Linked DNA regions of Homo sapiens: region 1 is linked to region 2. A link is an interaction called in ENCODE POLR2A ChIA-PET data of the cell type or tissue named here. Cell type or tissue: B cell. All regions are shown on one strand. Region 1 overlaps ST6GAL1 (ST6 beta-galactoside alpha-2,6-sialyltransferase 1). Region 2 overlaps ST6GAL1 (ST6 beta-galactoside alpha-2,6-sialyltransferase 1).

Region 1 (2,500 bases), 53 kb after region 2:
AATTCTGTAAAATATTTTCAAGAAGTTTATCCTGAGGCAATATGAGTTACTGTAGCTTAGAGAAAACACAAACCCAAGAAGCCTTGAGTGAGTGGCCCTGAGGCAGTTGGGCCATAGTCTGGTTTTATACATTTTAGGGAGACAGGCATTACAGGCAAGGATATCTGGAAATCAGTACATGGAAGGTAACTGGTAGTTCTGTCCAAAAAATGTGAGACATCTCAAAGTGGGGGAGGGTGCGGTGTTAGGATATATGTATTGGTGGTTTTTTTTTTTGTTTTTTTTTGAGATGGAGTCTCGCTCTGTCACCCAGGCTGGAGTGCAATGGCGTGATCTCTGCCCACTGAGCCTCTGCCTCCTGGGTTCAAGTGATTCTCCTGCCTCAGCCTCCTGAGTAGCTGGGATTACAGGAGCATGCCACCACGCCCGGCTAATTTTTGTATTTTTAGTAGAGATGGGATTTCACCATGTTGGCCAGGATGGTCTCGATCTCCTGACCTCGTGATCCACCTGCCTTGGCCTCCCAAAGTGCTGGGAATACAGGCGTGAGCCATCATGCCTGGACTATGTGTTGGTTTCCATGCATGTTTCCTGGCGCATAGCCCCATAGCCCTTGCTACAGTCTTGCTAGAATGCTGGGCTTTTTAGACTTCAGGGACAGGCCCTAAGAAACAGTCTCTCTCCTGCCGTCCTTTCACCTGCCCCAAGGCAAGGTTTTTATGTTTTCTGGCCTGACTGTGGGCCTTACAACCCTCCCATGAGGCCAGGCATAGTGGTTCATGCCTGTAATCCCAGCACTTTGGGAGGCCGAGGTGGGTGGATCACCTGAAGTCAGGAGTTCGAGACCAGCCTGACCAACATGGTGAAACCCCGTCTCTACTAAAAATAGAAAAATTAGCCGGGTGTGATGGTGGGCGCCTGTAATCCCAGCTACTCGGGAGGCTGAGGCAGGAAGAATTGCTTGAACCCGGGAGGCAGAGGTTGCAGTGAATCAAGATCATGCTACTGCACTCCAACCTGGGCGACAGAGCGAGACTCTGTCTCAAAAAAAAAAAAAAAAAAAAACCTTCCCATGAGAGGTTCCTACCCTATGCCCTGGGGGAAGAAATGCTGACGTCAAGGAAGCTTCTATAAAAACCCAAGAGGACAGGGTTGGGTGAACTTTCTGATAGCTTAATAGGAGGAGGTTCCTGTAGGGCGGCACAACCAGGGAGGGCGTGGAAGCTCTGCATCCCTTCTCCCATACCTTGCTCTACACATCTCTTCATCTGTATCCTCTGCAGCATCCTTGATGATAAACCAGTAAATGTAAGTAGGGTGTTTCCCTGAGTTCTGTGAGCCGCTCCAGCAAATTAATTGAACCCACGGAGAGGGGAACCCCAATGGAAGCTGGTTGGTCAGAAAGAAGTTCTGGAGGCCTGGACTTGTGACTGGTGGAGGGGGGATGTCTTGGACACTAAGCCCTCAATCTGTAGGATCTGACACTATTTCCAGGTAGATAGTGTTGGAACTGAATTAGAGGACACCAAGCTGGTGTCGCTGCTTGGTGTTGGGGTGGGACCCCCACACATATGGTCACATAAGTCATCTTCTGTGTTGATTGTTGTGGTGTGAGAGCAGAGGAAAGATGGCTACAGAGAGTTTTCCCTACACAGGGACTTGGGGGGTAGAGGGTTAGGGGAGGGCTGAGGGGCCTTACAAGTCTTAAGTGCGTTTTAGGGATTCTTTAGCTAACAGTAGCTGAGAGAGTCAAGTTATTGTCTAGTGACTTGAAGTCAGTAGGAAGGAATGCCTGAGTAAGATAAGGAGGTTGTGGGGGCCTAGGTCCTTGGAGCCTCATAGATAGCAGCCCTCTGGGTGAATAGATAGTGATTGTCTCTTCTCAGACCTTTGGGTGTCTGACTCTCAGTTAGAATCTCTCCTAGATCTGGGAAAGGCCTAGCAAGGGAAGAGACATTAATATCGATTCTCTGGAGATGCACGTTTCCCCCACCAAAGATGGCTTTGCAGTCCAAAGGCTGTCTGGCAGCCTTTTCCAAATATGTCAAAGAAATGTATTTTGGGGCAAAATATTTTAATTTCCTTCAGAGTCTGCTGTCTGTCATGTGATACTATACCAGAGTCAGGTTGGAGAGTAAGCCACATTTTACTGGGTTAATTAAAAAACCCATTTAATGAGACTGTATTGTTTCTAGGGTATGACTTAATCTTTGCCTTTTATGGCCTTAGGTATTGTGTATAGTTTGGTATCTTATTGTCATAAAGGGTCTGTTTGGTCAGTCTTATAATCTCTATTTTACCTTAATGCTGGTCACTTGTACCTAAACCCCAAAAGGGAGGGGTATGATGAGGGTGTAACCTCCTTTCTGTCATGGCTGGGAATTCAGTTTTTCAGGTTTCTCTGGGGTGCCCATGGCCAAAAAGGAGTCCATTCAGTTGGTTAGTGGGGGGCTTAGGATTTTATTTTTGGTTTACACCTCCTTCCAACCCTTGCTCAAAT
Region 2 (2,500 bases):
GTTTTAAGTACCTAACTTGCTAACTGGGGAACAAACCAGCAGATGGGGGAGGGAGTCAGGGTCTTTGGAAGATACCTACTGAGGGACAGGGCTGAGGGGAGGAGGCAGAGTGGCAGAGGGAGTGATTTGGGGAGGCACTGCTACGTGGAGGTGGTGCCCTGCCTTCAGCTTTGGCTCAGCAGGGCACTCAGAACATGAATTACAGCCGAAAGAGCTCCTTGGAAGGCTTGATCGTTAGCCATCACGTCTTTCACTTAAGGAAATGGAGGCCCAGAAAGGGGAAGGATGTTATTTGCAGCATGAGAGGAATTGGAGTCTGTTCTGCTGACTGTCTGGTCAGGTCCTTGACACAAAACCACCGTGGCAGTAGAGGCCAGGGTGTCCTGGGGAGCCGGCACAGCCCACTTCCTGCCTTAGCCCATCTGGCCCGGGATGGGCTGGCTTTGGCTGTTGGAGGTATTTGTGGCAGTGGCAATCCAAGAGAGAGAGGGTGTCATTTTAGTGATGCCAGAGATCTCCTGCAGCCCCAGCCCCTCATTCTCATTTGGAGCCTTCTTTGAGGTCTTGCTTAGGCCGGGGAGTTATGGCCTGTGGCTTCAGGTTGGGAATTTGCCACTGTAGAAAGGCATCACAGTACGGAGAAAAGTGGCCCAGCTTTGAAGCCATTTGACTTGGGTCTGAGCCTGACCTGACCATAGCTGCATGACCTCCCGGCTTTCTGATCCAGTTTCATCATCTGTAAAATGGGCCGAATAATACCTACCTTGAGTGAAGATGAATAATTATTTATATAAAGTTTTTTCCCCACAAAGTAGATGCCTATTAGATGGTACCCATTAATCTTGTTTTATATACCCTTATTGAGGTGTAATTGACAGACAAAACCCTGCACATACTTAAATTGTACAACTTGGTGAGTTTTGACATATGTATACGGTCATGAAACTATCCCCACAATTAAGCTAATGAACATAACGATTACCCCTAAAAGTGTCCTTCCGAGCTTTATCCCTCCTTCCTGCCCCCTTCCATCTCCTGCCCTCCATCCTCAGGCAACCACTGGACTAAGCTGCTTTCTCACACTATAGGTTCGTTTGCATTTTCTGGAGCTTTATGTAAATGGAATTATACAGCATGCATTTTTTTTTCATTCAGCGTAATTATTTTGCTGTTCATCAATGTTGTGTGTATCAGTAGTCCTAGTTGTGGATATACCACAATTTATTTATCCATTTACTTGTTGACACACATTTAGGTTGTTTCAAATTTTGGACTATTAAAATAAAGCCATTAGAATCATTTGTGGAAAAAAATGTTGTGGGGACATAAGTATTTATTTCTCATGAGTAATCTCCTAAGAGTAGAGTGGCTGGGTCATGTGGTGGGCGTTTGTTTAACTTTTAAAGAAGCTGCCAAACTGTTGCCTAGAGCACGGGTACCATTTTATATCACCACCAGCTGTGTACTAGAATTCCAGGCACTTCACTTCCTTGCCAACACTTGGTATGATCTATCTTTTTCTTTTTCTTTTTTTCTTTCTTCTCTTTTTCTTTTTTTTTTTTTTTTTTGAGACAGATTCTCACTCTGTGGGCCAGGCTGGAATGCAGTGGCGCAATCTCAGCTCACTGCAACCTCTGCCTCCGGGGTTCAAGCGATTCTCCTGCCTCAGCCTCCTGAGTAGCTGGGATTACAGGCACCTGGCCACCATGCCTGGCCTATTTTTGTATTTTTAGTAGAGACGGGGTTTCACCATGTTAGCCAGGCTGGTGTTGAACTCCTGACCTCAAGTGATCTGCCCGCCTCAGCCCCACAAAGTGCTGGGATTACAGGCGTGAGCCACAGCGCGCAGCCCATCTTTTTCATTTTAATAGGTGTATGGTGATATCTCATTGTGTTTTTTTGTGCATTCCCGTAAACACTAATGATATTGAGCTTCATTTTTATGTGCTTTGTTTGCCACCTGGATGGCTCCTCTGGTGAAATGTTTAGATTTTTTTACCCATTTAAAGAAAATTGGGTTGTTTGTCTTCTTATGATTGAGTTGTAAGGTTTCCTTATATATTCTACAGATAAGTCCTTTATTGGATATGCTTTGCAAAATTGTTCTCCAATTCTGTGGCTTGTACATGACAGGAGATGGAAGCAAGTAAGCTAATTATTGCAATTCAGTTGAATAAGTGCTGTGCACAGGAAGTGCAGAGGAAGAGCGGTGATCTCAGGATGGGGAGTCAAGGAAGCTTCCTTAAGGAGAAGCTATATGAATTGGATCTTAAAGGAAATGAAAAGTTATCTAGGCGAGGGAAGGGTAGCCTCAGTAGAAGTTCGTATGTGCCAAGGCATGGAAACAGGAAACGTCGTGGTACACACAGTACTATGAATAATTTGACCTGGTTGGAACACCAGGATTTTGGAGCGAAGAGTCTGAACTGGAATCCCAGTTTTCTTACTGGCTGGGTGCCTTTTCTTTTTATTTAACTTTTTATTTGGAAACGATTGTAGA

The links. Peaks named below come from ENCODE experiments on the same cell type or tissue, not always from the same donor. Only the 100,000 strongest peaks of a DNase experiment are listed, where the experiment ranks them.
Region 1: POLR2A ChIA-PET joins it to region 2 with 7 read pairs; 8 of 35 experiments call an interaction of 5 or more read pairs at or near these places.

What each region holds. Positions count from the first base shown.
Region 1 is chr3:187,020,697-187,023,196 of GRCh38, forward strand. The region is part of intron 2 of ST6GAL1 (ST6 beta-galactoside alpha-2,6-sialyltransferase 1); the gene reads left to right. Among named protein-coding and RNA genes, the nearest start is that of ST6GAL1, 91 kb to the left of the region's middle. RefSeq lists a promoter at 706-1,283, a cis regulatory region at 1,190-1,283 and an enhancer at 1,286-1,555. In B cell, no CTCF peak of the experiment used is centred here; DNase peaks (open chromatin) are centred at 675 and 1,145; H3K4me3 peaks cover 1,973 bases; H3K27ac peaks cover 2,500 bases.
Region 2 is chr3:186,967,502-186,970,001 of GRCh38, forward strand. The region is part of intron 2 of ST6GAL1 (ST6 beta-galactoside alpha-2,6-sialyltransferase 1); the gene reads left to right. Among named protein-coding and RNA genes, the nearest start is that of ST6GAL1, 38 kb to the left of the region's middle. In B cell, no CTCF peak of the experiment used is centred here; no DNase peak of the experiment used is centred here; H3K27ac peaks cover 1,822 bases.